4 separate regions of the Homo sapiens genome follow, and all the other regions are linked to region 3. The links are chromatin loops, found by intact Hi-C in ENCODE. Cell type or tissue: PC-9. All regions are shown on one strand. Region 1 has its middle 110 kb from the start of FAT1. Region 2 overlaps LOC102723906 (a long non-coding RNA gene). Region 3 overlaps LOC102723906 (a long non-coding RNA gene). Region 4 has its middle 42 kb from the start of FAT1.

What was found. Hi-C counts contacts between places; a loop is a spot of excess contacts. Peaks named below come from ENCODE experiments on the same cell type or tissue, not always from the same donor. Only the 100,000 strongest peaks of a DNase experiment are listed, where the experiment ranks them.
Region 1: a loop joins it to region 3, with 3 times the contacts of the local background. A loop is called at or near these places in 3 of 110 quality-filtered maps.
Region 2: it touches region 3 in a loop (4-fold over the local background); 10 of 110 quality-filtered maps call a loop at or near these places.
Region 4: it touches region 3 in a loop (8-fold over the local background); 3 of 110 quality-filtered maps call a loop at or near these places.

The regions. Positions count from the first base shown.
Region 1 is chr4:186,825,014-186,833,013 of GRCh38, reverse strand. No RefSeq gene overlaps it. Among named protein-coding and RNA genes, the nearest start is that of FAT1, 110 kb to the right of the region's middle. In PC-9, no CTCF peak of the experiment used is centred here; a DNase peak (open chromatin) is centred at 3,023.
Region 2 is chr4:186,841,084-186,849,083 of GRCh38, reverse strand. All of the region lies in intron 1 of LOC102723906 (a long non-coding RNA gene), which reads right to left. Among named protein-coding and RNA genes, the nearest start is that of FAT1, 120 kb to the right of the region's middle. In PC-9, no CTCF peak of the experiment used is centred here; DNase peaks (open chromatin) are centred at 3,563 and 3,853; H3K27ac peaks cover 1,278 bases.
Region 3 is chr4:186,933,191-186,941,190 of GRCh38, reverse strand. The region is part of intron 1 of LOC102723906 (a long non-coding RNA gene); the gene reads right to left. Among named protein-coding and RNA genes, the nearest start is that of FAT1, 210 kb to the right of the region's middle. RefSeq lists an enhancer at 5,221-6,420. In PC-9, a CTCF peak has its summit at 3,880; DNase peaks (open chromatin) are centred at 4,000 and 6,120; H3K4me3 peaks cover 737 bases; H3K27ac peaks cover 1,446 bases.
Region 4 is chr4:186,762,333-186,770,332 of GRCh38, reverse strand. No RefSeq gene overlaps it. Among named protein-coding and RNA genes, the nearest start is that of FAT1, 42 kb to the right of the region's middle. RefSeq lists a silencer at 2,857-3,024. In PC-9, no CTCF peak of the experiment used is centred here; DNase peaks (open chromatin) are centred at 4,302, 5,062 and 7,762; H3K4me3 peaks cover 1,892 bases; H3K27ac peaks cover 2,931 bases.

The DNA.
Region 1 (8,000 bases), 110 kb after region 3:
GTAGAGCAATAAGCTGACAAGAATAAGAAGTACTAATTCTGCAAATGAGTCACTGGGAGTGATGGAGCCAATCTTATTTCTATTCCTTGTTTCCTGAACCTGTGTATTCTGTTAGACAAAGTACCATATATTGATTGTTGCTTCAATAAATACAACTTCACCCTGAAGACAGCAACCCAATCCTGTAGAGTGTGTTCTCAAACTGGTACCTTACATAAGTCTTTAATAAGTCATTTTCTTCTCCTTCTATGAGGCCAGGTGCTCCTGGGTTGTGTTTGTACATGATCCAGGGGACCTCAAGGTTACATACCCACTGTTGCGTTTCTTTGCAAAAAAACAAAAGCAGATGGGGGTCCTTAGATCTGAAGCACTGTTGCAAAAACCAATACTGGTAAACCAGGCATTCTGAAATGCCACCCTAAGATGGTGGCTCTGGGAGAGACACTGCAGGCAAACAAGGAAAACCCAAACCCAGAGTTTCCATCATTTCTGGTAAAGAAGAATGTTTATCCCTGCCAGAGTAGAGGGTTCGATGATCACACTTCAACCAAGTGGCTGGCCTCTCCTCACAGGGTTCGCAGCATTAGCGTCTGTTGCTGGCAGGTTGGGCACTGAGTACTGGCAGCAGCTAGGTCAGCCTGGGGCCATGCATAGTCCCCCTTCCCACCACAATGGCCACACTACTCATAGTCCCATTGCACAAGAATGGGGTAGTCAAGGCCTGTGGCTGTCTTGCCTGCATGATCAGTCATGATGCCCAACAGGCTATTCAAGGCTCTTCTGTGTTGATGTTCTGTGATGGGAATTATCTTAGGACACAAAGACGGACACATTTTGTGCCCACTCCCATTTATGGATCGATATCCCTCTTCCTTGGATTTCCTTATTTCCAGTTTTCTAATTTTGCTCCTTCTAAGCCCTTGACCAACTGGCCAAGCTATTTAACACTGCCCTGAAGCCCATATTTACCCTAAAGCTCCGTATAATACTAGCATTCCGGTATGCTGCTTGCAGTTTTGTCCACTGGGAGGATCTTCCTTCATCGTGGTTCTGTAAGGCCATCCCTAAGTGAGCGGCAGTACGGCTGCAGTCTACTTATGGCTAGCACCAAGATACTGAGCTGATCCACCTGGGACCCAGGCCTAATTTTGTTCTTCCTCTGCCGATTGGTCATAGGGAGCCCCCATGAGACCATAGCTATAACAAAGGAGTTATAACATAGAGAACAAAGGATTCTGAGTCACATACTAAATGTGTCTCACCTGTGGCTCCTGAGCCTACTTGAGGCTCATCAGAAATGTACCATTTCCATCACAAGAGACATTGCTGCTGCATCCACCTGGACTGATAATATCCAGCTCACCATGGACATCACCCCAGTCATGATGTCCCATGATCAGGTGCTCAGTCTCTAGTAGGGCCCAGCAACACTGCAATAGCTACCCTCCCAACAGTTACCTTTTCTTTGCTGCAGAATACATGGTCTTGTTCCAGACCTCTAGTAGGCTATGCTGTAACCCTCCCTTGAGGGGTTCATCATGGATTTTTCTAGCACCACTGGATATAAAAGTCTCTATAAACACTGCCCTGGGGACTTTTGCTTTCCCAGCATTCCTTGATGTGACAGTTGGCCAGCCTGAGCCTGTGGCTTTCACTGAGAGTAACTGTGCTGCTCCGGCATGGAAGGGCTTCCCTGACTTGCCGACAGCAGTGGTGCTCTTATCACTCTCTGGCCTGTGAATGATCCAGCTCCTGATCCTCATCCTGAAGATCTGAATTCTAAGTCAATTCTGGTACCAAACAGAAAGCTGTATGCATGTGCTTTATTTGTGGAATCGATCCTAGGAAACAGGTAAGGAAGAGCACAGAAAGGAAAATAGGAACAAGGAAAGAGCTAACACAGGGATGCAGGTTTCAGCTGGTTACAGCTGATGCCAGTTGGGCCTTGACAGCTGACATCTTAGAGGAGCTGTGTGTCCTGCACTTGAGGCACAGAAAGCAGACCTTTTTAGCCACTGACTCCATCTCCCCAGTTAGACATACTTGAATGCAAATACCCCAGGCTCTGGTGACAGAAAGGCTCCAAGGAAGAAAGTGAGATATACGCAGTGCAGTGAGGCCAAATTGCTGCAGAGAACCTGTGTAAAGCTCATTGCAGCAACAGTGGTTAGAGCAAATGATGGGCTAAAAGGATAGGAAGTCAAATGCAAGAGATGTCCTATGCAGATGGCTCCAATGTCATTTTGTCCTGCATACAGATTGAATTATAATTCACTGAGGTAGAAAAAGACTGTGTGAGAAGCAGGTTTTGGGGAGAAAAATAAGAGTTGGATTTTGGACTTGTTACACTTGAGATGAATGTTAGGCAACCAAACGTAAAGGTAAGTGGGCATCGAGACAGACAAGTTCAGAGTAGAGGTCCAGGCTGGAGAAACAAATTTTGGAGTTGACTATATGGATGGTATTTAAAGACTAGCTGTGGACATCAAAGAAATGAGTGGTCTCAGGACCAAATGTTGTGACAATATAAAGAATCCAGGAAAATGAGGAAAAACCAAACAAAATAAATTGAGAAAGAGAGGTGGTGAATGAGGAAGAAAGTTGAATTGTGGAGCTCCGGAAGCTGAATGAAAAAGCGTTACAAGGAAAAGAGAAGAATCAGTTATGTCAAATGATGGATATAGGTCAAGTAAGATGAGGACTTAGAGTTGAACATTTGGATTTAGCAACATAGAGGTCACTGATGGCTCTTTCAAGAAGATTGTAAGGGTGCTGTGTGAGGTGCTAAATGCCCGATTGGAGTGGGAAGAGAAAACTGGAAAGGGAAGGGGAGATATTACTGGCAACTCCTTGAAGGAGTTTTAACTGTTCAAGGATGGTAGGGAAATAAAGCAGTAGCTGGAGGGGAACACAGTCTAGAGAGATTTGCTTGTACATTTTAAGATGCAAGAAATAATATTTCATGAGCTGATAAGGAATGAGTCAACAGAGAAGAAAAGCTGATGACGCATGAGAGAGGAGAGAATTACGGGGGTTCAATGTCCTTGAGTAAACAAACAGAAGCGAGATCTATTTTCGCTCTGTACAGCTACCATAACAAATGACCACAAGCTTGACAGCTTGAAACACAAATTGATGATCTCGAGGTTTCTGAAGCTCTGTAGGGATTGAGAGGACTTGGCTGATCCCTCTGCTCAGGATGCCACAAGGCCAAAATCGAGGTGTTGAGCAGTCTGAGCTCTTATGTGAAGCTCCAGGGAAGAATCCACTTGCAAACTCTCTCAGGTTGTTGGAAGATCAGTTCCTTGTGTTTGTAGGACTGAGGTCCCTGCTTCCTTGCTGGATGACAGCAAAGAGACTCCCTCAGCCTTTAAGATCTCCCACATTCCTTATCACATTGCTCCCTCTGTGATAACCAACAACAGCACATCAAGTCCTGCACGGGTATTGAATCTTGCTGACTTCTGCTGCATCTCTCTGTTTTCAGGCATAGAAAGTTTCTGCTCTAGAGGCTCATGTGATTAAATGGAGCCCACATGGATGGTCCAGGATAATCTCCCTATTTTCATGTGTAACCTTAATTACATCTGTAAGATCATTTTTTGCTATGTAACAATGTAGCCACGGGTGCCATGGATTAGGGCATGGGGGTTTTAAGGGAGACCTCTCTGCCTACCACAGGAACCACCGTATTGGTTTCAGACAGGAAGCAGAATAGAATAGGCAGTCGCCATACACGCTACAGATGATAATGGAGCAACACAGGTGGCAGCTGATGAAGTTGTCTTACGACTGCTCCTATTTTCGCAGTGATGTCATGTCTTAGTCCATTTGGGCTACTATAACAAAATATCATAGACTGGCTTATAAACAGTAGAAACTTACTTCTCACAGTTCTAAGGACTGGGAAATCCAAGATCAAGGCATCAAAAGAGCTCATTCTCTAATTCATAGATGGCATCTCCTCACTGCATCCTCACATGGTGGAAAGAGAAAGCAGCTCCCTTCGGCCTCTTTTATAAGGGCACTAATCCTAATTATCTCCTAATGGCCCCACCTCTTAACACTATGGCAGTGAAGATTAAGTTTGAACACGTGAATTTTCTGGGGGCACAAGTACTCAGACCATAGCATGTGGGTGGTAAGGACAGCAGATAAGTGGGGTTTGAGAAGAGAGATGGTGTGAAATGGGAGGAGGGAGAGGTGAATGGACTAAATGTAGCATTATATCCAGGCAGGATGAAGGGTTTCACTGATTTTCATGGCCAAGAATCTAAAGAGGGACCAGTTATGGCAGTGTTATTAAGCATCCTAGCTGCAGGAATAGAAAAGAGAGGATCAAGATAAGAAATACTGCAAACTTAGTGACTAAATGAATATGTAGGGGGAGGGAAAGGAAGAAATCCTATCTAGGGGATGGGTAACATTTTACACAAATAAGGCACACTTCATAGAAGTAAGAATGTCTGAGGCATAGGAAAACTAGTTTGGGGGGCATTGGGGTGGTGGTAATTCAATATCGGACATATTGTGTTTGACGGAATGGTGGAGCATTGTCAGCGAAGCCAAGATGTAGGCTTGGAGCTTGGGAAAGGGACAGGACCCAGAGATGCAAACAGGGAATTCTTCAAGGAGATGGGAGCTGGAGCTATGGGAACAGATGCATTTTCTAATCACCTACATCTTAGGGTTACAATAAGATTATAGATTATATAATAATACAATAAGATTATAGATAATATAGGTAATAGAATATAGATAATACAGATAATGACGGTAGATAATGCCCTATACATACTGCCTTGCATACAGTAAGCATTCAATAAATATTAACTCAATGTTATTTTCATTATCATTATAAAATGGTAGCACTGAAATTCAAACTTGGCTCTTTCTGACTCCAAATGCTATGTTTCTACCTATGCGACACTTAGGTTAAGGGTAAACAAGACATAAAACCCATTTCACATTTATATTATTCCTTCTCTGCTTATCTTTTTTAAAAGACAATCTTTGTTTGAAGGGCAATAGAAGTTCAAGATATTACTGATAAATATGAAAGGTGCTAACCAAAATTCTGTATATTCAATCAGTACTCCATATAATGACATACGAACAAGTTGAAATAAGCAACTATCATTTCCAGCCCAATGTGTTTTGTGCTTTGTTATATTAATATATAGTCTTTGACATGAAACTATTAGGAATGTCGATACGACATATTCAAGACTCCTAGATGTCCATTCTACAAGCCATTTGAGTTTTTTCTCAGTGACTAATACGAGGCATATTAGTAGGCAATGCACGGGCTGAATGAGACATAAAAGTGTGCTTTCGGTGGTCATCTTAAGAAGTGTCACAGGCAGCAAAACGTTGTTTATTTTGAATTTCTCTGGCTGGGTACTAACCACTGAGCCATTATTTATCAAAGACATGAAACTGGGAATCTGTGATGCCCACACCAGCTGTGACATCACAAGCTAAAACTCCCTGAGCCTGAGCAGCATTCTCTTGTCCTCACCCTGCGTGCAGCTGGCCTCCATCCCAACAGCAGCCCTTCTCCACGGCACCCGCTTCACAGGCCCTGCTCTCCTTCTGCAGAGACGCCCACCAGCCCCCGATTCCGTAAACACTCCCAACAGCTTCTGTACTCATGTGTCTTTTCCCCCAGCTCCATTAGGGGCAGGTGCAGCCTGCTTGCCTGATGTCCATCTTTTAGTTTAACACAGAGGTATTGTTTCAGACTTGCTAATGTATGGGGAACACATGCAGTTCAATACATTTGCCAAACAGATTACAGCTTGCTTCAGTTTGGTGTGTGTGTGTATATAATTTTTTTTTCAAATACTGACCCACTTGCACTCTCGAATTTCTATTTTTGGCTTCAGTTTTTTTATAATGGTATGAGAAAATCTTACTACTCATCCGTAAGCATTTCAGAGCCCATGTGTAAGCAGTGTTACCATAGACCATTGCCAGATGACAGGCAGAGGCTTCCTCGGGCACCAGGAGGACAGTGCGGCCTCTAGCAACTCCCTGCATAGGCGAGTTTTAGAAAACATTTTTATTCCATTGTGCGCATTTTAGAAACTTCCTTTATCCAGGAGTGGATTTATCTTTTTATCTGTGAATGAGAAGGCAGAGGAGGTGGTGACAATGAAGAGAGCAAATGTCTAAATGACCAGCCCAGTCATTTCTAAAATTGGGTGTAAAATCTCCCAGATTCTATTAATTTTTTTTCTAAGAGGTGACTTCTTCAATGTCCTAGATTGTGTGTATGTGTGTGTCATCCTAGCCCCTGCTTTGCCAATATTCTCACATGTCTTTATCTCCTGATCCAAACCTCATTTCCAGATGAAACTAATACCATAGGGATTAAAGTGAAAATGCAAGTGAGAATCCACAATACTTTACCAAATGCATAATGATTTTCAGGCAATATATATTTATAATGCCTTATGGTTTGAAGGCAATAAAATAGATGACCATGTTTATGCCTCAGACTCGTCCTCTGAGCAGTATCCTCACTTAGAGCAGACAAGACTGAAGCTCATGAAGAAACTTGCCCAGAGTTATGTAGACAGCATCAGGTAGAATTATATATCACTGACAATATTCAACCATTCTGAGCTGCAATTTCATATAGTTCCACCTGGTAAGGATCCAGAGCTCTCATATTTCCATGCTTGGATTCTTACTATATGTTATCTTTTAAATGCCATAATAAAGGTAATGATTAGATCATTGCTATAAAGCACTTAAAAATAATATTTCTGGCAACTTGTTACCTGCCTCAGCCTTAAAATGAACTTGATTACATGGCCATAAGTTAAAAAGCTTTACACACTAGCCAAGGTAAACAGTGAGGGACAAGAAGGTAAAACAAAACGTTATAGAAGTATGTAGGCTTCATTAAACAGCACAAAACTCTGAGTTTCAGTACGATGGAAGCAGAAATTTCATGAGTCACTCTCTCAAAGAAATAACAGCAAAATAATGGAACTGAAGCCCCCAGATCTGTGAGTGGAATGTTTGTTTTGTGCAGGAAAAAAAGGTAGTTACCGAGTTTCTAAAAATTGGGTTTATTAATTCTTTTTATATGAGTCTTTCACTATATGCCCTTTACAACTTTAGTAGTTTAAAAAAATTATTTTTACTTAAATTCCTGAGATATTTCATTGTTCTATGACTGTATTACTATAATCATTTGTTTATCATTCATGTATCAACTTGATAAATAGGAACACACACATACACACACTGGAAAAAGTGCTTACAATTTGTAAATGAGAAACATAAATCTGGTAATACAGCCTAGGCTACTGTGATGATGGTTACATTTCAACTCAAATTGTATCACCACCATTTCCCAAAGTAAAAAACAGTATCTTTTTATAGACACTGCAAAATAATGGTTTTAAGTACTATAAAATGCTAAATTATAATAATAGAAGATATTACTTCACATGAACAAATAAGAGAACATTTATGACTCAATTTATTAGTTTATAACTCTTAAACAATTTAATTATTAATTTATTAATTAATTATTAGATAAAGGAGATAAAATTCAATGGGATCCTAAGGCTATTGTTAAAATCACTTTGCTAATTTCGAACATGAAAGACAAAGTTAGGAAATAGCTAGTCTAGCCCCACTCCCATTTTGCAGATGAGATAACTGACCATTAGAACACAGATCAAAAGGATTTTACCAGTTCAAAAGTTTACCACATTCTTTGAACTCAATTCTTATCTTCCAGCTTCCTGTATTATCAGCCTCTACCATAATCGGAATTTGTACCAACTGAATCGATAGTAATGAGCAAAACTGAATGATTGTGACTCACTTTCTCACTTTTTCTTCCTTCTTCCCCTAAAAATATAGGGAGAAAGAACCTTGGGGGAAGACTTCTGTATCTCACAGTATTGCAGCAAGAGGTCTAAAACTTCCTGTCATAAAACACGTAAGAGCGGTAGATGAAATATTAGCACCACTCT
Region 2 (8,000 bases), 92 kb after region 3:
AATTAACCCTGCACCAGATTCCTCATTAATTATAGCAGGACGTTTTGGAAAAGCTGATGCTGTTCTGGTATGAGATTTGGACTCCAAGAATAGAATTAGAAAAAAAATATATATAAAGATTATTATTCCCTACAACATTAAGCCATAAATCATTCCCCAAGAAAGTTAAAGAATATAATTAAGTAAAGTACATATTTATTATTTATTTTAGTAAGTTTTCATTTTGATATAATTTCAAACTTACCAAAAGGTGCAAAACTATTATGAAGTCTACTGTACACTTTACACAGGCTTACTATTGCTACCATTTGCTCCATCTTCATGAATCAATATCTCTCTCCCACTCCCCTCTGTCTCTCTCTCTCTCTCTCATTTGATAGATAGATGATAGATAGGTAGATAGATAGATGATATAGATAGATAGATAGATAGATAGATAGATAGATAGATAGATAGATAGATGATAGATGTTCTGAATCATATGAGATGAAGTTACAAGCATCATGCCCCTTTCCCCTTAAATTACTTCAGGACATATTTTCTAAGAACAAGGACATTCTCTTCTGTAACCACAGTACAATTATTAATATCAGAAAATTTAACATGGACACTATCTTATTAATATTGACATTGATCTTATCTATGATACATATTTGAATTTTTCCAATTGTCCCAATAATATCCTTTAATAGCTTTTTCCTCCAAGTCCAGGATCCGAGCCAGGTTCACACATTGCATGCGAGTCAGGTCATGCCTCTTCAGTCTTCTTTCATCCGGAATGGTTAGGTGGCCTTTCTTGGTGCTTCACGCTGTTATTTTATTTTTTTTATTATACTTTAAGTTTTAGGGTACATGTGCACATTGTGCAGGTTAGTTACATATGTATACATGTGCCATGCTGGTGCGCTGCACCCACTAACTCATCATCTAGCATTAGGTATATCTCCCAATGCTATCCCTCCCCCCTCCCCCCACCCCACAACAGTCCCCAGAGTGTGATATTCCCCTTCCTGTGTCCATGTGATCTCATTGTTCAATTCCCACCTATGAGTGAGAATATGCAGTGTTTGGTTTTTTATTCTTACTGAGAATGATGATTTCCAATTTCATCCATGTCCCAAAAAGGACATGAACTCATCATTTTTTATGGCTGCATAGTATTCCATGGTGTATATGTGCCACATTTTCTTAATCCAGTCTATCATTGTTGGACATTTGGGTTGGTTCCAAGTCTTTGCTATTGTGAATAATGCCGCTGTTATTTTTTAAGAGTAAAGGCCAGGTATTTTGTAGAATGTCCCTCAGATTGGGTCTGTCTGAAGTTCCTTCCTAATTATATTCAGAATATGCGCTCTTCTGGCAGAAATGCCACTGAAGGATGGGCATCTGACCAGGAAGCCCCTGAGGGCAGGCTGGCCCATTAACAATTGGCGATGTTAACTTTGAAAAGTGTGTATATAACCATATCAGTACATCTAGAGGTGAGGAATACCAACAGGTAGATTGTTATGAAAGCACACAAAATGTGAGCCAAGTATGAGAGATCTGTGGCATTCAGAGAGACAGCATATACTCACACCAGCTCCTTTCAGCAAATAGGCAAGAAGATATGTGAAATCTTAGAATTAGCATCAGGGAGAAATTGTTATGGAGAAATTTGGGGCATGGGGACATTTGCACATTAAGGAAAAACAAGTTGCTAATAGTTTCAGGGAGTGGATAATAAATTGCGGGCCATTTAAAAAAATAAGACAAATTTCATTTCCCCTAGGTTCTCTTCCCAGGACATCACTGGTAATTATGTTTATAAATCATAACTGGTTCCTGACAATGGAAATTTTGATCTGCTTCTGGCAAAAAAAAAAAGTAATTTCTTTTTAAGTTCCCTTTGGCTGAATAGCTTTTAATTTTAAAAGGGTTGTAGGAATATATCCTTATGACACAGCTTTTAGCAGCAAAATTAAAACATATGCAGGTCAACTTAAACAATAAGTAGATTTATATACATGCATGTAATAGCATATGTATACGTATTTCCAATGTATACACATATACAAAATGGAAAATTTGTTCCTTTCCATTAGTAAAAGTCACAACCCACAGAGCATTCACTCATCTAATGTCACCTTTGTTTCTGACCCTTCCCCATTCAGAGTTTCCACGTGTAATGGGCAACATTTTGGTTTAAGAATGAGACTCTGAAATCTTCCGTGGTAATTTTATCCCATCCCTGCAATTGGATACAGTACAATGCTATTTAGAGGAAAGTAGAAGGGAAGTTCAGTGCATTACAATGTGCAAACTATAATTTCAGTCCCAATTTTCAGAAATTGTTCCGTTAGAAAAAATAACTTCACTGGAAGATTCAGCCCTGCACTATTTTTACACAACTCTCTAGGCATGTAAACTTAAAAGGCCTGAATTGCACAAAGAAATGATTTTCTGTTTGTTTTGTTAAGAACTCAGTTCCCTTAGCACTCAAGTGGAGAATGAAGAGATTGTCCTTTTTTTTTTTTTTTTTTTAAGATGACACTGTGATATCCAGAAGTGAGACAGGAAATTATAGCATTTGCCATTCGTCCAGGACTTAATGAGGCTAACTCATGTGCAAGTCACCATTTTAGACTATGAGATCGAATTTTAAGAAGAACATCCCATCACTTGAGCTATTTAATATGTCCTAGGGATTGCAAAATACAATAAAAACAAATACTTTTTGGATAATATTGCCACACAATATTACAATTCACAAATAACTATGTGGAGGAAGTCACCTAAGAAAGACGATGTTCAGGCTGGGCGTGGTGGGCCACATCTGCAATCCCAGCACTTTGGGACCCAAAAGCAGGAGGATCATCTGAGGCCAGGAGTTTGAGACAAGCCTGAGCAACAGAGCAAGACCCCATCTCCATAAACATTTTAAAAATTAGCCGAGCATGGTGGTGCACGCCTGTAGTCCCAGCTACTTGGGAGGTCAAGGCAGTAAGTTCACTTGAATCCAGGAGGTCGAGCTTGCAGTGAGCTATGATCCCACCACTATACTCCAGCCTAGGCAGCAGAGTGACATCCTGTCTCTAAAAGGAAAAAAAAAATGTACAAAAGACATGGTGGGGAGGTAGGGGGGTGGGGATGTGGTCGAATGAGCTTTTGGTGTGTCTTGAGTTGAGAATCTTCCTAAACTTTTAATCCCCAGGGAAAGGAATTTTAAAAACATAGTTCTTTCTTAGACATCACTGAACAACCTGCCTTTTAAGGTCTGCCATGAGGTATAACACATGAAATTGTTCAAAGGTAAGGAAATAGAGCGTGACAGGTGAGAAAAACATCTAACACATTCCTTCTCTTCTCTAACAGGTTTTCCTTGTGTTAACTCCCTTCTTCCCCCTTTGCTGTGGTGTCTACACAATCGGGCACTTTCTCTTCCAAACGCTGAGCCCTCATAAGTGCTCCCTGACGGAGGACTTAACAGAGAAGCAGTTGAAAGTAGACTTGGCTTCTGGCTCCTAAGATGATAAGAAAACTTTGCCATTTCCCCTTCATGTCCACTAGCTTTATCAGATGGAAGAAATGAGTGAATGACTCACAGTCACTAGCAAATCACAGGCGGAGGAGGCAGGGGCTGCCTTAGAGCCCTGTGGACTTCAGCGTGGCCTTTTGTCTCCCATGCCACAGCCTGTGTGGGACACATGGCAGGGACATCAGGGAGGCAGCCACTCTTGGCCCGCTCATCACCACCATCCACGAGACTCCACAGGTTCCACGAGGGGCATTAAAAATAACCCTGTCTACATGGGAGGCCTTACAAGAGTGGTGACCAGCATGACTCATTTTTATCTCTGTGGAAAAAGGAGGAAGTTGTTTATGTGGAGGGTGCTGCCTGCTGTAACAGGTCAAGGCATAATGAGAGAGCTCCAAATATTTAAAAGAATGAGCAATAGAAAGCAGTTTCCCCATTGCATTTTTACATTTTAACAAAGGAATGTTGAGACTTAAAGCATTCATTTTTACTTTAAAGCAGTTTCCCAGGCTATAAACTTTGACAGGTTTTCACACAAGTAGCAGACACTAATTTGAAATAAAACTAAATTCCATGCTGCTTGAAGTGAGCTGAAATAGATAATTCCACATAGTTTAAGAATTAAAATGTGTTATTCTTGGGGTCATTGCATTCTTGCAAGGTGGAAATTATTACATAATATTTCTCTGTGACAGCCTCCTCTTTGGGGTCATGAAAATAACATTTACCTTAAATGATCCATGCCAACATCGCTATACAATCAATAGCAACACTGTGTGGTTTTGAATCAGATGTACTTCTGATAACTGCCGTATAAAATGCATGAGCCTCACTTTTCCAACCCAAAATGAAAGTCGACATAGAAAAACAGCAAAAGATGTCAACAGACTGAACTCACACAGAGGGGAAAAAAGGAAAAAAACTTAGACAATGAAGGGTTGGCTTTGAAGTGGTCCATTCTTTATTAAGCTAAGGGACAGCCTGAATCCCTAGCATAGTTTACTTAATCCAGGTCCTTAAAAAGTTTTGGATTCGATTCAGATATGGTGAGCTCCTAAGCTGAACATTTCCACAGCTGACATGACTTCCTGGCTAGTGAGCTCGGCATTAGAAATGTCTGCAGGATACAGTCCACAGTGGCACAGCACAGAAAACCGGCGCTCCTCCCTCCTATTCCCAGGCTCCTGAGTGATACAATCAAGAGGGAACTGGGATTTGTAAGAAAGAAACAGAATCGACCTCCCATTGTGAATTTAGCCTCTCAGTCAGATTTTGAGCAAAAGTAAAGCAACAAAAACAAAAGTGCCAAGGAAGAATCCAGCCCTTTGTGCAGTTTCTCTTTCAGTAACCCCTTCCCAGCAGGCTTGGTTATCACAATGAGAAGTTAGAGACAACAAAATTAGCTATCTTTGAAGGCTACGTATGTTATGATATATGAGCCAACTGAAAACTAATTAACAGTTAAAAACGATTAGGCTGTGGCCAGGCACAGTGGCTCACGCCTGTAATCTCAACACTTTGGGAAGCTGAGACGAGGGGAAGGACTACTTGAGGCCAGGAGTTTGAGGCCGCAGTGAGCTAGGAGCACTCCATCCTGGGTCACAAAGCAAGACCCTGTCTCTAAAATAATAATAATAATTAAGTAAATTGTATGCATCAATATGTAAAAAATAACCAAAAAATAACCAAGACATTGAAACATTAAGTGAAAAAAAAAAGCCCATTTCCAATTACAGAGGATAAAAAGTCCATTTGTGTGCAAAAAAAAAAAAAAGTGGAAAAACTACACATACATATTTTAAAGTTTCTGGTCTTCCAGAAACCATCGTAGTCACTTTGGGCCAGGGGTCTGCAGTAGAGGCACTATGATCACTCTGGTCCGGATAATGCTTTGCTGTGGGAGATTGTCCTGTGCGTGGTGGGCTATTCTGCAGCAACCCTGGGCCATTCACTAGATGCAGTAGCGGCGGTTCCCCACAGATGACCAGATATCTCCAGACATTGCCAAACATCCCCTAGGAGGCAAAATCCTCCCCAGTTGAGAACTGCTGCTCTGGGGAATGAGGCTGGAAGAGGAATTTTACTTTTCATCTCTCTTCCTCTGTCTCATTCGATTTATTCTCGTTTCTTTGTTTGATTTTACCATGAACATGTACTACTTCTATAAGGAAAAAAATTCTTTTTCTGAAAAAAGTTGGAGGGGGGAGTTTACAGATCCACCTCCAAACTCATATATAACTTGGACAAAATGAACTGATCACCATAAAAATACTCCATAAAGCTGTGTTACCATTTTGATTTATTTAGTAGTTTCATGTGGTACATTTACTCCACAGACCCTAAGGCTCTGTAAAAAACACACATTTCATGCAAAAATCACAAGCATTCTTATACACCAATAACAGACAAACAGACAGCCAAATCATGAGTGAACTCCCATTCACAATTGCTTCAAAGAGAATAAAATACCTAGGAATCCAACTTACAAGGGACGTGAAGGACCTCTTCAAGTAGAACTACAAACCACTGCTCGATAAAATAAAAGAGGATACAAACAGATGGAAGAACATTCCATGCTCATGGGTAAGAAGAATCAATATCATGAAAATGGCCATACTGCCCAAGGTAATTTATAGATTCAATGCCATCCCCATCAAGCTACCAATGACTTTCTTCACAGAATTGGAAAATACTACTTTAAAGTTCATATGGAACCAAAAAAGAGCCCGCATTGCCAAGTCAATCCTAAGCCAAAAGAACAAAGCTGGAGGCATCATGCTACCTGACTTCAAACTATACTACAAGGCTACAGTAACCAAAACAGCATGGTACTGGTACCAAAACAGAGATATAGACCAATGGAACAGAACAGAGCCCTCAGAAATAATGCCACATATCTACAACCATCTGATCTTTGACAAACCTGACAAAAACAAGCAATGGGGAAAGAATTCCCTATTTAATAAATGGTGCTGGGAAAACTGGCTAGCCATATGTAGAAAGCTGAAACTGGATCCCTTCCTTAAACCTTATACAAAAATTAATTCAAGTTGGATTAAAGACTTACATGTTAGACTTAAAACCATAAAAACCCTAGAAAAAAACCTAGGCAATACCATTCAGGACATAGGCATGGGCAAGGACTTCATGTCTAAAACACCAAAAGCAATGGCAACAAAAGCCAAAATTGACAAATCGGATCTAATTAAACCAAAGAGCTTCTGCACAGCAAAAGAAACTACCATCAGAGTGAACAAGCAACCTACAGAATGGGAGAAAATTTTTGCAATCTACTCAGACAAAGGGCTAATATCCAGAATCTACAATGAACTCAAACAAATTTACAAGAAAAAAACAAACAACCCCATCAACAAGTAGGTGAAGGATATGAACAGACACTTCTCAAAAGAAGACATTTATGCAGCCAAAAAACACATGAAAAAATGCTCATCATCACTGGCCATCAGAGAAATGCAAATCAAAACCACAATGAGATACCATCTCACACCAGTTAGAATGGCGATCATTAAAAAGTCAGGAAACAACAGGTGCTGGAGAGGATGTGGAGAAATAGGAACACTTTTACACTGTTGGTGGGACTGTAAACTAGTTCAACCATTGTGGAAGTCAGTGTGGCGATTCCTCAGGGATCTAGAACTAGAAATACCATTTGACCCAGCCATCCCATTACTGGGTATATACCCAAAGGATTATAAATCATGCTGCTATAAAGACACATGCACACGTATTTTTATTGTGGCACTATTCACAATAGCAAAGACTTGGAACCAACCCAAATGTCCAACAATGATAGACTGGATTAAGAAAATTTGGCACATATACACCATGGAATACTATGCAGCTATAAAAAATGATGAGTTTATGTCCTTTGTAGGGACATGGATGAAGCTGGAAACCATCATCCTCAGCAAACTATCACAAGAACAAGGAACCAAACACTGCATGTTCTCACTCATAGGTGGGAATTGAACAATGAGAACACATGGACACAGGAAGGGGAACATCACACACCGGGGCCTGTTGTGGGGTGGGGGGAGGGGGGAGGGATAGCATTAGGAGATATACCTAATGTAAATGGCGAGTTAATGGGTGCAGCACACAACATGGCACATGTATACATATGTAACAAACCTGCACGTTGTGCACATGTACCCTAGAACTTAAAGTATATAAAAAAAAGAAAAATTTCAGAAAACACATTTCTAAAATTTTTATCGCCAAAGAATGACTGCAGCAAAACCGGTGGGGAAAGGGACAGCCAAATCAGGCTATTTAATGCATGCGACAAGCATTCACTTCCGGGGTGAAGAATTCCTTTCCGGCCTACAGACCCCGCCCTCACAAAACTGCGGGCAAGTGAAGCGTGCTTCAGCCTCTTCCTCCCCGCGCCTGTCAGTTCACTCTCACTCGCTCATTCACTGCAGCATGAGCATGCCGAGGACCGTGCCAGATCCTGGGTTCC
Region 3 (8,000 bases):
TTGTGATGGTATTAAGAGGTGGGACCTTTAAGAGGTGATTACGTCATGAGGCTCCTGTCCCCCTGAGTGGATTAATGCTGTTACCATAGAAGTGAGCTCCTGATAAAAGGATGAGTTTGAATGATTTCCTATCTCTGTCTTGCACCCTCGCTTGCCATGTGATGCTTTCCACCATGTTATGATGCAGCAAGAAGGCCCTCACCAGATGCAGCCTCTTGACCATGGACTTCCCAGCCTCCAGAACCATACAGCAAATCAATCTTTTTTCTTTATAAATTATCCATTCTGTGGTACTCTGTCGCAGCAGCATAAATGGTCTAACACACCACTCTGTGGTAAATCTGAAACATAAATCCACATCATGATCCTACCTATGTGTCCACAGCTTATCCTGGGATGGAGCAAATTTTCTGGAACATTTGTAAAACTAGATAAACTCCAAAGCCTAACAGGCTCCTGTTGTTTCATAAGAGGTACAGGGAAGCCGCTGGGATGGGCAATAGTCCAGATAGCAAAGCCAAGGACACATCTACAGGCCATCCTAGGGAAGGCCATTTGTCACTGCTGCCCAACAGGCGCACCCACACCCTGGTGGTTGTGATTTCACCAAATACTTGATCAAGGAGCTGAACACTGAAATCAGTGTTCCAAACTGCTTACTACTCCTATTTGTTTGTACTTTCACTGCCTACATGAAAAATTTGTTGATCTTACATTGAATATATAAGTAAACATACAATACTTTTAAAATAAAGAATATTTTTAAGTACTTACGTACTGAAGATTACATATGAAATTACATATGAGATTACCTCTTACATATGAAATATTTGTTTTTTTGAAATATTTCTTTATGGTAGAAATTTATTTAGATTTTTATTTTGACCATTTCTTGCACACTGAAGTCATATTTTAAAATTAGTTTTGGGGAGACAATTCGTGGGTCTCTCACATTTCTGCATGTCTTACAAACAGAAGCACTAGCTATCTTTGCTCTCAGCTGTCTTTTCAAGGAGGCCTTGTATAGCATGGGAAGACAGTGATAGGATCTCCTTCTGGACCAATGGATAAAATTGCTTACAGCCTTGAAAGACAAAGATAGTATCTCCCTCCACAACAAGAGACATATACATGCATGCTGTACAGTATAATAAAAATGACATTTCCTTCCTAGCAAATAGCAAGCATGCCAAGTGCCAATTACAAAAGATTCAGGTTTCCCAAGGTCAACTTCCTCTTTTCTAACACAACCCACTGTATGTTCAGATGTCACTTGGTCACCTTCTCATTGCCTTGGTGGATTAGGGCTGGGGAACTGGCCCAAGAGTGCTTATATTCTGAATACTACTATTGCTATGAATAATAAAATCCTTTGTCTTTGATACAGAAGTCTCATGTCTTCTTCCAGCAATCATAGCAAACTAATTTGTTAGCTTGCAATTTGAGTAAAACATCAGACCCTTCTCAGTTCATAACATGAGTTTTGCTAAAAGTGCATTAAATATGAAGAGGCAAGTGACATATGCATTTTTAAAATATTTTATTCAAAAAAATTAAAATTTCTTTTAAAATCAGGCTCATAGCATGCTGCATTCCCTAACAGCAGATTTATTCAAGAGTTACAGAGTGGTTTTATTTCATATTGTATAAGAAAAAAAGGAATCACACTCTGATTCATATAAACTCTTTTATGACTTCTCCTTTAAGAGATGAGCTTTTTTCAGTCTATGCTAATTGAAGGTTTTCAGCCTGAACTTTCTCCAATTGCTTCCTCTTAATTCAGAAGTGTTCTAAATCTACACTAATCCTTTCTCCTTCTCTTTTGTTCTAGAAGCATTGTGGCAAATCCTTGCAAACTGGCCCCAATGTGTTATGCGGCCACATCTTTGTGCTTTTCCTAGTTCTCTTTCTTATTGAATCTGCCCTGCCCTGTGACCTGCAGAGTACCTTCACTTGATCTTGGAATATGGCAGAAATGATGCGTGAGTCTCAGTGCCTAGGCCTTAAGAGACTCTGCAGCCTTCTCTCACTTGAACCACCATGTGAGAGGTCTGGGCCATGCTGCTGGAAAGGCCACACGGGAAGAGACACACTACGGGATGAAAGAGCATCCACGGCGTTTCAGCCACCCAAGCTAACACAGTCAAGGAGTCAGACCAACCACCTTAGATCCTCTGCTCCAAACTGTGCCACTCGAGATGTGCTCAGCTGAGACGAGTAGAGCAGAGAGAAGACATCTCAGGGGAGCGCAGCCAACACACAGAACTGTGAAAAATAATAAAATGGTGTTGTTTAAGCCTCTAAGTTTTGTGGGGCTTCTGTTTTGTTTTGAGACAGGTCTCACTTTGTCACCCAGGCTAGAGTGCACTGGCGTGAACACAGCTCACTGCAGCCTAGAGCTCCCAGGCTCAAACAATCCTCCTGCCTCAGCCCCTCAAGCAGCTGGGACTACAGGCATGTGCTCCCATATCCAACTAATTTTTTTTTTTTTGTAGAGACAGTGTTTCGCCATGTTACCCACACTGGTCTCAAACTCGTGGGCTCAAGCAATCCCCCTGCCTTGGCCTCCCAAAGTGCTGGGATTATAGTCACTGTGCACCTATAAACTATGAACCACAGCGTCCGGCCATGCCTCCAAGTTTCTGAGGATATTTGTCATATGACAATGCATAAGTGAAACAGACACAACTGTCCCTCTTCTTTTCCGAGACTTGCTCCTTCTGAACTGTTGAGACCCCTCTTTATCTTTCCCTAAAGTCATCATTACCCTGTTTCTCTACTTGCTCCTTTCACTTGTCCTATAATGTACTGTAGTTTCCTCATCCAAAGAAATAAAAGCACCCCTGTAAACGATATTTTCAGGGAACTATTTATCTACATGCTTCCATACACCAATAATTGTCGAGAAAAAATACACTCTACGCTCATTTTACTTCATCTTTACTTCCCATTCAATTCTATCCTCTGGCTGTGCTCTTCTCTTTCTACAGAAAGTAATGGCTTAAAAGCCACATAAAACTTGCTAATCGCCAGTCCTGATCCCAACCCTCACGCATTCGGAACCGTTTAGCATTTGACTCTTGTAACCGCTATATTTTTCAAATTATCTTATTGGCTTCTATGATGATAAGCACCCCTTATTTTCTTGTAACATCTCCAGCTACTCCTTCTTAACATTTTTTTCCAGCTCTTCTTTCTCATCCGACACTCCCCCGAACCCTCTGCTTGAGGCACATCTGCTGACTCTGTCCCCTCCCACTTCTCTGTTTCTTCTAAACTCTGTGATGTCCCTGTCTATGAGTGGCTCAATTCTGTAACGTCAATGACTAAAGTCTGTAATGTTGGGTCCCATGACTGTATTTATTTATTCATTTATTTATTTATTTTTTATTATTATTCTGAGATGGAGTTTCACTCTTGTTGCCCAGGCTGGAGTGCAATGGCATGATCTCGGCTCACCCCAACCTCCACCTCCTGAGTTCAAGTGATTTTCCTGCCTCAGCCTCCTGAGTAGCTTGGACTACAGGTGTGCACCACCATGCCCGGATAATTTTATATTTTTAGTAGAGACAGGGTTTCTCCATGTTGGTCAGGCTGGTCTCGAGCTCCTGACCTCAGGTGATCCACCCTCCTCGGCCTCCCAAAGTGCTGGGACTACAGGCGTGAGCCACTGTGCCTAGCCTAAGTTTGTTGAACTAATTATTGAGTGGATTTAGATCGTCCCCTGAGTTCAGCACTCTTGCTAACTTATACCTATTTGTAAACACTAAATTTAAAATAGGTTTTAAAGAATAGAAATTTCCACATCAGTTTGTTTCATTATGGCTGTGATCACTGGTAGATTTCCTCCCACAGATTCCTTTGGAAATCCTGATAAACCTTGGACCATATCACCACAAGTGGACATAATTACAATTACATTCTGGGTGTTCTTTGTACACCCAGGTTAGCCAAAGTCCATGTTTCTTCTTCCCTTTGCTTATAAATAAAACTACTGTTGCTACGGATGTGTCATCAGAAATATGCTACCAGGAAGTAAAGGAACAACCATAAAAAATGCAACCCAGTGAAAATTGAGCAGCTCCATTCCTGCAGTATATAATTCTGTTTAAAAGAAGATTTCCTGCAGGAATGTGGGATGGAGCCTAAAGTTAAATGACAATGATAGTTGAGTTTGTTGAGAGAAAAGAAAGAAAGAAAATATGAGCTTAGAAGCCACCAAGCCCTTACACGGTGGAATTCTATCGTGATGAGTACTTGAGTACACGAGATAGTCTAAACACTTTCAACTAAAATGATCAGACTTACAGGGAAGACCTTTCACTACATCAAGGAGCAGGAAGGAAGGAAAGATATTGTCAGCTTTTGAAATTCCAATGTAAACAAAACATGGGAAAGTCTTTTACAGGCCGTGGCATACGTTCTTTCTTTTTCCTCTTTAAAAAGTAAAGACGCTGCTTTCCTTAATAGTTAACTAAACCTGGAATGTTTATGACTGATTATTCTGAAGCGATTGTACTCCCCAATCCCTGAATGTTACAATCTAGCATAGAGCGACTGGAAATGGAAAAATAAATAGCCAGGGAAAAAATAACTTGCTGCATTAGCTTTTCTCCCAGAGAAGAATTTGAAACCTGCAACAAAACTAAATGGGGGCCTTCTTCTTCCTTTCTAGGAAGAAAATTCAGGATACCCAAAGACAACAGCCACTCCGACAATACTCTGGACATGCTGGGCTCATAGATAGAACTGAGGGTTTTTTGTTTTTTCCTTTATTTTTTTTAGCCAACTTTAGAAGTTAATCATGTATATGACATTATTATTTCCCCTATTGCCTCAAATATCAAGGGGCTAATTATGTGTTATTCAGACTCGATTTTTTTTCCTGTTCTTTTCCTCTGGTTGCTATTTAACTGGTTTCTGTTTATTAGCCTTTTTATCAGAAAAGACTGACAGGCTGGGGAAAAGGAGGCAATAAAATAAACCAGTTAACTTAGTTACTCAGAATTGTAAGACTTTTTGTAGGAAGCATCTTCTGTTCCATGAGGGAGGGCAAGGATTGACTTTCACACTATCTTCCCAGCATCTAGAACTGCCCGGCGCATGCTAGATATGCAACAGATGTTTCTCAAAGTAAGGGAGAAAGGTGAGTTAAATCAGACCTGGGGATTTGTAGATTACCTAAGATATTCTTGTCTTCCATTTGTATGAATCCTGAGAGTTGGCATCGGTAACAGCCACGAGACATACCTCAGTCTGTGCCCAGCAGTGTCACAGGTTAGCTGTTTGGCTTTACAGCATGGTTGTGACTCCCTGATCCACATCCAAACCCCAGGCTGCTTCAGAGTTTCCAAGGTAGGAGCTTTCAAACTGCTTTTACTGCAACCCAGAGTAAGAAATAAATTTTCTATCAGTACCCAGTACACACACCACACCACAGAGAGAGAGGTGTGTTTTGAAAACCAAAAAAAAACTTTCATGAAATAACACTTAGCCTTACTATGTAAAATATACTGGTCTGTTCTAGTCTATCTCCTTTTTGAGTGCTGTTTGCAACCTACTAGATTAATTTCAGACCAATGAAGAGGTTGTGACCAACAGTTTGAAAATGACCCCTGAGGACCACCTTAGCCAGGCATGAGGAAGGAGGAATGATTGCAGAGTGTGGCAGAGAGGTCTTAAGTCGTATTTCTGGTGCAGAAGATCCATGGAGGAACAGCATCTCAACATCTCTCAGCAAGTGACTGACTTCTAGACCTTCCAGGGCTAGGTAAAAGAATAAAGATTACAATGGTTTCACCAGTTCTGGGTAAAAGAATAAAGGTTGTGATGGCTTCAGATGGGTTTGAAGTTCACACGGCAGCTCTGTAACCAGCCAGAGCCCACGGTTCTTCACAGCAGGGCATCGCTCGGCTTTCGGCACCCCTTGTCACGCACATCAGTCACTCATAGCTAGTGACATGCAGTCTTCGCAGGGCACACATACTTGGGTTTTGAAGGTTATATACAAGTTTCTCAGCAAGTTTCACAATGGTGAAGACAATGTAGCAATATCATTAGCAATGAGAAGAAAAAAATAGTCTTGATGTTGGTATTCGATAGGACTGATGTTAAACACAATTGAGTCACTCTAAGGACTGAAAAATCCCTCTAGGGAACTAAAGCAAATACCTCAAGATGTGGGTGGAGCAGTGGTGCTTTCATTTTCATTATCCAGGTACTGTTTATTCTTGGCTTTCATGCAACCATTCATCAAATACTGTGTGTCTCCTCCATGGCAGGCACTGATCTAACAAGAAGAGGCTCTGTCCTGATGGGGCTGCTTGGAATCTGGGTGATGACACTCTATAGATCATATCAGAAACTCAATGTGCGCCTTTCCTTCATAGAGCATTGTTGCACATCTTTCATAGAGAAAGATAAAACTCACCCTGAAAACTATTTCCAGGACACTCAAATTTGCTAGATGTGAGCACAAGAAGAAATGAGACACGGCGTCGAGTCTACTATAGTAAAAGTGGTGCTGATAAAACCAAAATCATTTTCAGCCCACCTAACCTTCCTGCTGTTTCTCTAGACACACTTTATTCCTTCACCAAAATTGCATTGAGTGTCCTCCCTATGCAAAATGCTGTGTTAGGACTGGCACCCAAAGATGCAAGACACAGCCCCTGCCCTGACAGTGCTCACAGGGGAGTGTGGAGACAGGCACACACACGATTTCCAGTGTCACTTCATGAGAGCTATAAGGAAATGCGAGAGAGTGCCATAAACGCGTAAAGAGAGGAACGCTTAAATCAGCAAAAGGAAGTCAGAGGCTTTTGCAGAGGACATGGTGCTTGAGCACGGAAGGATGAGCAGCAATGTGCCAGATGGACAAGAAGTAGGGGTACTAATGACGGCGGGAACAGCACATGCAAAGTTACGGAGCATGAAACGAACATTCCAGCTGCAGAAAGGGCCAGTAGTTCAGTGAGAAGAGCTGAAGGTTAGGCTGGTAGTGGCCTTGTAGGCCTTGCTCAGAGAGAGATCTAGAGGAAGGACATTGATTTGAGAGTCATCAAGAAACAACTGTCACTTAAAGCCTTGGACATAGCTGCGGATTTCTAGGAAGATGAAAGAACATGAGATGCTCATAATTCCCAGTGTTTAACTTACACCGGAGCGATTGCGCCCTTGTTATACTATTCCCTAGTCCTAGCCAACCACATCCTCATCACGCTAATATTTATCAAGACTCTACCAGGACTTTCACATGTAGCATCCTCTTTAATCCTCACAACAGCCCAATTAAACAGGTCCTATAATTTGTCTCGTTTATCCAAGAGCACAGATCCAGTGATACAGTCTGGCTCTAAACCACCAGGCAGTCTGACTCCAGAGCCCCTGGGCATGCAGCCACTATGCAATCCTGATATATCTGTAGAGGGGTGGCCTGTACCACGTCCCCAGGCTTTTTCACCTAGATAATAAATGCTGTCTACAGAGCGCTGACTTGCAGTGCCCTAAAGGAGAGGAGTAGCATTCTGCCTGCCTGAGCTCTCTTCACTTGAGTGTTTATTATCGGAACTCTCTTGTTTCTAGAATTATTTCTCACTGTTTCTCCTAGGCTACCTTTGAAACTTCTTTAAATCTTTTAACCTAGATCAGCTGTTGCTATTTGGCATTTATTGTTGCATAATTTGCAAGGTGCAGAATTAGGACTTAGTAGGATCCTCTGAAAACCTACAGGAAGAAATCACTTCCAGTGCATTCTGCAGTGGGAACCACCGTGACAACGCTGGTGCTTGTCTAAGCTATAAATTTCCTGGGAAATGGAGCTTAGTTTTTACTTACAACAACTGTTGAGTATAAATCAAACGAAAACTTCTGAAGCCAGATGCCTCATTTGTTATTTTAACATGCATTTTATTTTCTAAAACGTCCATGTTATCTTCTCCACTAGGAAACTGAGTCGCTGAAATAATTTCTGTGTATTTGTGGGTAGAAGCCTTCATGGT
Region 4 (8,000 bases), 170 kb after region 3:
AGGTCAACCCAGTGAAAAAGGCCAACAACTACTTAGTACAATTATTGAAGTGGCTCTGACAATTCAGACCCACTGAAACTGCCCCGGGGTCCCTAGGGATCCAGGGGATGGCAAATTGAGAACTGCTGCCTTAGGGCATTCTCTTTGCCTACCTCATTGAATCAGTGCCACATCCATGATCCAGGTTTCAGGAAGAAATAAGACCAGAATTGGAGGGCAAGCAATTTCTTTTTCTTTTTTTAACATCTTTTTTTTTTTAATTGTACTTTAAGTTTTAGGGTACATGTGCACAACGTGCAGGTTAGTTACATAGGTATACATGTGCCATGTTGGTGTGCTGCACCCAGTAACTCATCATTTAACACTAGGTATATCTCCAAATGCTATCCCTGCCCCCTTCCCCCACCCCACAACAGGCCCCGGTGTGTGATGTTCCCCTTCTTGTGTCCATGTGTTCTCATTGTTCCATTCCCACCTATGAGTGAGAACACGCGGTGTTTGGTTTTTTGTCCTTGCGATAGTTTGCTGAGAATAATGGTTTCCAGCTTCATCCATGTCCCTACAAAGGACATGAACTCATCATTTTTTATGGCTGCATAGTATTCCATGGTGTATATGTGCCACATTTTCTTAATCCAGTCTATCATTGTTAGACATTTGGCTTGGTTCCAAGTCTTTGCTATTGTGAATAGTGCCACAATAAACATACATGTGTATGTGTCTTTATAGCTGCATGATTTATAATCTTTTGGGTATATACCCAGTAATGGGATGGCTGGGTCAAATGGTATTTCTAGTTCTAGATCCCTGAGGAATCGCCACACTGACTTCCACAATGGTTGAACTAGTTTACAGTCCCACCAACAGTGTAAAAGTGTTCCTATTTCTCCACATCCTCTCCAGCACCTGCTGTTTCCTGTTAGAATGGTGATTCTAACTGGTGTGAGATGGTATCTCACTGTGGTTTTGATTTGCATTTCTCTGATGGCCAGTGATGATGAGCATTTTTTCATGTGTCTTTTGGCTGCATAAATGTCTTCTTTTGAATAGTGTCTGTTCATATCCTTCACCCACTTTTTGATGGGGTTGTTTTTTTTTTTTTGTAAATTTGTTGGAGTTCATTGTAGATTCTGGATATTAGCCCTTTGTCAGATGAGTAGATTGCAAAAATTTTCTCCCATTCTGTAGGTTGCCTGTTCACTCTGATGGTAGTTTCTTTTGCTGTGCAGAAGCTCTTTAGTTTAATTAGATCCCATTTGTCAATTTTGGCTTTTGTTGCCATTGCTTTTGGTGTTTTAGACATGAAGTCCTTGTCCATGCCTATGTCCTGACTGATATTGCCTAGGTTTTCTTCTAGGGTTTTTATGGTTTTAGGTCTAACACGTAAGTCTTTAATCCATCTTGAATTAATTTTTGCATAAGGTGTAAGGAAGTGATCCAGTTTCAGCTTTCTACATATGGCTAGCCAGTTTTCCCAGCACCATTTATTAAATAGGGAATCATTTCCCCACTGCTTGTTTTTCTCAGGTTTCTCAAAGATCAGATAGTTGTAGATATGTGGCGTTATTTCTGAGGGCTCTGTTCTGTTCCATTGGTCTATATCTCTGTTTTGGTACCAGTATCATGCTGTTTTGGTTACTGTAGCTTTGTAGTATAGTTTGAAGTCAGGTAGCGTGATGCCTCCAGGTTTGTTCTTTTGGCTTAGGATTGACTTGGCGATGTGGGCTCTTTTTTGGTTCCATATGAACTTTAAAGTAGTTTTTTCCAATTCTGTGAAGAAAGTCATTGGTAGCTTGATGGGGATGGCATTGAATCTATAAATTACCTTGGGCAGTATGGCCATTTTCACGATATTGATTCTTCCTACCCATGAGCACGGAATGTTCTTCCATTTGTTTGTATCCTCTTTTATTTCATTGAGCAGTGGTTTGTAGTTCTCCTTGAAGAGGTCCTTCACGTCCCTTGTAAACTGGATTCCTAGGTATTTTATTCTCTTTGAAGCGATTGTGAATGGGAGTTCACTCATTATTTGGCTCTCTGTTTGTCTGTTATTGGTGTATAAGAATGCTTGTGATTTTTGCACATTGATTTTGTATCCTGAGACTTTGCTGAAGTTGCTTATCAGCTTAAGGAGATTTTGGGCTGAGACGATGGGGTTTTCTAGATATACAATCATGTCATCTGCAAACAGGGACAATTTGACTTCCTCTTTTCCTAATTGAATACCCTTTATTTCCTTCTCCTGCCTGAGAGGGCAAGCAATTTCTTTCCGGACAAGGGATAGAGCAGTTTCGCCCATTACTTCCACTCACATCCCAAGAGTAAGAACACAGTCACGTGATCAAACCTGGCTGGCAGCTGATGGGAAATGTGGCCCCAGTGAGGCCAGGCTGCCCTTTGGCTAAGCTGGATTACTGTAAACAAAGGGGAGAACAAATTTTGAGGGAACAAGAAACATTCTGCAATATTAATCCCATCCAATAGCATCAGCTAAGTTTCTATATAATCACCTTCTTACATATTAATTTTAGCACATGTATAGCTTTCGAAGGACCGTAAGCTGGCTATGTAATTCATTTTAGGAGTCGAGTTCTGCTGAGAAACAGCCATGAAAATGCTGCAAATACGAGATTGCGAGGAGTAACATTCCTGAAGTGGAGGCCCCCTAACGCGGGGACTAGCTCTGCGCAGTGGATCTATGGGGAGTGGGGAGGAGAAAATGAGGGCAGCAGATCATATTTTTCTGTAGACGGAACCAGATTAAAATAAAAATCTGGATAATTTTAAAGAAAAAACAGGCTGGGTGCAGTGGCTCACACCTGTAATCCCAGCACTTTGGGAGGCCAAGGTGGGAGGATCACTTGAGCTCAGGAATTCGAGACCAGCCTGGGCAACATAATGAGACTGCATCTCTGCAAAAATATATGTATACATATATTTTAATTAGCCAGGCATAGTAGCACATGCCTGCTGTCCCAGCTACTGGGAAGGCTGAGGTGGGAGGATCCCTTGAGCCTGGGAGGTTGAGGCTGCAGTGAGCTGTGATTGCACCACTTGCCCTCCAGCATGGGCGACAGAGCGAGACCCTGTATCAAAAGGGAAAAGAAAATCTCAATATATTTCTATCTTATCGTCTCCCTCATTCAAGACAAGAGCCTTCACAGTAGTGGAAGGAGCATGGGCCTTTACACAAGAGAAAGTCAAAGTTTTTTCTCGGGTGCCACATTTGTAAATGGGAATAAATAAGATCCTTTATTTATTCCTGATGAATAAGATCTATCGGATTAAGTGAGATGACCTGCGTGGTGCTGTCACCACAGGCTTCTTAGCAAAAACAACAGCAAAACTCATGCGGATTGCCAGGCCAAGTGATTTTTCTGGTCAGGAACTAAAGCTAAAGTGATTGAATTGTCTCTGGTTTTCTAGTTCTAACACTACCATTTAATGATTCAAGTCTATGTACAATAAAAGTTGGCCTCTCAAATATCCCTAAACCATTAGGTGAACAATAGGAGGCTTCTCAAGGTCACAATTTTCTATACCACAGGGTTGACTACATCCCTGACCTGTGGAATCTTAGGCATTATAGATATGTTTTGTTTTGTTTTGTTTTGAGACAGAGTTTTGCTCTGTTGCCCAGGCTGGAGTGCAAGGGCACAATCTTGGCTCACTGCAACCTCCACCTCCCGGGTTCAAGCAATTCTCCTGCCTCAGCATCCTGAGTAGCTGGGATTACAGGCATGAGCCACCACGATGGCTAATTTTTGTATTTTTAGTCGAGACAGGGTTTCACCATGTTGGTCAGGCTGGTCTCGAACTCCTAACCTTAGGTGATCTGTCCGCCTCGGCCTCCCAAAGTGCTGGGATTACAGACGTGAGCCACCGCACTCCGCCGCATTGTAGATATGTTTTAAGAGCCTCTCCCCATCTAGGTAAATAACTCTAAGATCACATCAGCCAACCCACCCCGCCACCCCTCCCCACAGGGTAGCGGGTAAGAATCAAGGCAGTAGCCGGGTGAGAAAGGACCAGATAAGCTGGAATCCTGCTAGCTGCTCCCTAACAGGATCTGATCTCTGGGATGGTAAATGCGAGTGTTCCCAGTCACTGATTTAGCAAGGGTCTTCCTGCTCTTTCACTGCTGCTGCTAGAGAGTTGTCCTGGGGCAGCATTCCTTAATAGCTCCTCAACCTCCTAGGCAGGCCCTTTGCCTTTTGTTCCTGTCAACAGAGGAAGTATCTACCACCTGTTCAATAATTGCCAAATGCTGGGAGCCTTGGGGACAAAGATGAATTTCTTCTAGATTACGTGGTTAGTCTCTGGATTCATCAGCGAGAGCCTGAGCACTTTGATTATGTAAGAGCAATGGCTTTTCATGAACGTAGGTGCAGAGGTTGAAGGCCATTTCCCATTAGGCTCCTGGCCAATCAGGTTACAGTGCAGGGCATACAGAGAGCGCTGGTGAAGGCCTGTCATTCAGCTGTCTGCAGGGAGGACGGGACACAGGCCGCAAGCAAACCCTAGCACATTACAAGGAAGACAAAAGGCTAACCACACCACGGGGCTGCAAAAAGCAAACATGATTAGCCCAGTTCAGCCCTGACAGTCTCCAAGATGAATAAACAGGCTATGGTGTTCCCTCAATCATGTAGTGATTCATACTAATCATTAATACCAGGAAAAATACTGCTTCTGGTATATTACATTTTTTAAAATATCTGCACCAGCTACATAAAAGGTAGCTCAAAATATGTTCTTTTTCTAAAAGGAAAAGAACTTAAATTTACGAGAGTAGGAAACGGCCCTCTCTCCTGGCTTACATGGGGTGAGATGGAATGGAACATAAACTACATAAAAACACCAACATTTGCAGCTCCTTTTTGCAGCCCCCTCCTCGATCGATGCCTCAGGCACATCTGTCTGCATGATTGGAGATCTGAGGCAGAGCCATGGCCAGATCAGCCACACCCACATTCACTGGCCGCACCCACATTCACCGGCCACATCCGCTTTCAGAAAGTTGGCAGATGCAATGACTACCACTAGCCACTGCTAAGAACCCCTCAGGAATCCAAATGTGCTGGCAACTGGGCACACTCAGGGTTGCTAAAGCCCTAGGCAACAACAGGACATCAAACACGTACAACTTTATCCACTGAGACTTTTCCCCCTTTCTTAAAAACGTCGTAGCATGCCAACAATAACCAAAGGATAGCTTATGATAGTCCACGCCACTTGCACAATAATATCTATTCATTATTCTGTAACTCAGTCACAAACACAAACGGATTGTAAAAGCAAAGTTTATAAGCACAGAAATGGAAAGTTAGAGCACATTAGAAAACATAAATAATTTACAAGTGATTACTGCTTGTAATTTTTTTTCTGCTAAGTTTTGAGGGAGAGCCATTTCATAATAATTACGGACCTCTGCGTTGATGCCTCTTTTTCTAATGGCACCCTTTCTTCCTCTACTTGATTAAGAGAATACATCTAGGCTGTTTTAAAATGCTGCAACCAGGCATGGTGGCTCAAACCCATAATCCCGGCACTTTGGGAAACCGAGACAAGAGGATTGCTTGAACTTAGTTCTAGACCAGGCTGGGCAACATAGTGAGACCCTGTATCTACCAAAAAAAAAAAAAAGTAGCCAGACATGATGGTAGGAGGCTGAGACAGGAGGATCGTTTGAGCCCAGGAGGTCAAGGCTACAATGAGCTATGATCACACCAGTGCTCTCTAGCCTGGGCGACAGAGCAAGACCCTGTCCCAAAACAAAAAACAAAAAAATACTGTGACAAAATGAAAGCCCCTCCCTCTCTGCCTGGGCTGAAAGTTTTTCAGTATTTTTATTTTTACCATTACTTGTTTTAAAAAGAACACTCATTCAGATAATACCCTAAAGATAAGATTCAAAAACAATTCAGAACCTACCAAACATTGATTCGTAACCATTACCTTTGGATATTTTTCTCCCCTAAACAATTATATTCTCTGGAAATGAGAATCTAACAATTCATTTCCATTCTCCTTCTTGCAGGTGTTCATTTTTCTAATTAGGGACCAAAATGCTAATTTTGTTCAGCCCATCAACATCAAATTATCAGTACTCAGAAGCTTATTGTTTACAAATCACACAGAGAGAGTGGGACCATACCTGAAATGGAAATCACATAGTTTGTTTGTTCATTTATTTATTTATAAATTTATAAATTTATATATTTTATTTATTTATTTATTTGAGACACAGTCTCGCTCTGTCGCCCAGGCTGGAGTGCAATGGTGCAATCTCAGCTCACTACAAACTCCAGCTCCCGGGTTCAAGCCATTCTCCTGCCTCAGCCTCCCAAGTAGCTGGGATTACAGGTGCCCGACACCACACCCAGCTAATTTTTGTAATTTTAGTAGAGACAGGGTTTCACCATGTTGGCCAGGCTGGTCTCAAACTCCTGACCCCAAGTGATCCGCCGAACTCGGTCTCCCAAAGTGCTAGGATTACAGGCGTAAGCCATCGCGCCTGGCTGAAATAGCACAGTTTAAATGAAATTTTAATCAAGATTAGTGATTAAGTCAATATGCAATTATTTTGGATTTCAAAACTTTCTTTTCTTTTGAAACACATTATAATCTGTAACTACCCTATGAAAATTTGTGACATAGTTGAAATAGTTAGACCTCTTGCTTCCTATAAGCAGGCTGGGAGTCAAGTTGCTCCATGCTATTATTTTTTATACTTTATTTTCTGGTCTCCCAGACTCTTTATAGGAGGTTCCACAATGTCCAGGTCCATAGACCCTTCTACTGCTACACTCCTACTTGAAACATAGTGAGCACCCAATTAGTGCAGGTCATCACTATTATTAAAATAGTTATTAAGATTAGAACACTAACCCTATTTCATTTCTCCACGACCCAATGCTAGCAAGTTTGCTAAAGTCAAAATGTAGGCTAGCCTCTCAGTGGGTGCTACCAAGATTAGCTCCTTGTACCATATCTTATTCTTGTTAAAGTAGACCTTGTAATATTTATAATGCCCTAAACTTAAACAGTGGGAGTTTCATGTTCACCTGCAAGTAGAAGTTTTGCCTTTGCAAACATTGCGGATGTCAGGGAACAATCCAAAAGGGCAGATGCTAATAATCCACTGTGATCTTCGGGTTCTATGTGACATTTGCTAGCCCTCTGTTTGATGGCATGTCTCCAAGTGTCGCTCAGTCCATAAGAGACAAAATTTACCTCCCTTTCCTTTCCGTGCTCCACAATATATGACTCCTGCTGTTTTATATTCTCTATCTGATGACAAATATTCCCCCAGGATAATACTTGTCTCTCAGGCAGAATACAGCAAACATTTTTAATCTCTTTCTTTGACATACTCTATATACCTCATGAATAATTAAATAATGATTCACAATTGGCCAGTTTTTCTTCATTTTTTTTTTTACTTTGCAGACTTCAAAGGACTTTTGGACAGGTAGAAGGTGAGGCGAGGCTGGTGATAGATATCAACCAAAATTATCACTCAATATGTTTTTGCTAAGGAGAAATTTGTTATTTAGCAATGATGAGTGAAAGCCAAATCTTCACCTTCGAAGTTTGAAAGTTTTTAACAAATCCTTGCTCACTTCAATCCATAATTCTGAATTGCACCTGTATCTGCTCAATCATCTGAGTCAAAGTCTGTGAGCCATCACCTAAATCCATACGCCTCACTAACCAAGGCTGAATTCTCCTACTGAGCAAAGTTGTGCAAGTAGAGACCAGATTAGCCAAGGTCAAAACACATAGCTTTTACAGCAGCAGTACAGTTTTCAAATGCATAAGGAAATTCAGGCAGTTCAGTTTATGATAAAATCTGTAGTTCATGCTCTTCACTAAATACTTTGTTTAATGGGTTAGCTTTTAATAGCAAAAAGCTAAGTGAAAACAATCATTAGAACAAGTCCTCAGCACATCAATTCACTTCTTATTTTAGAAATTAAGGCTGGGCATTATAGCTT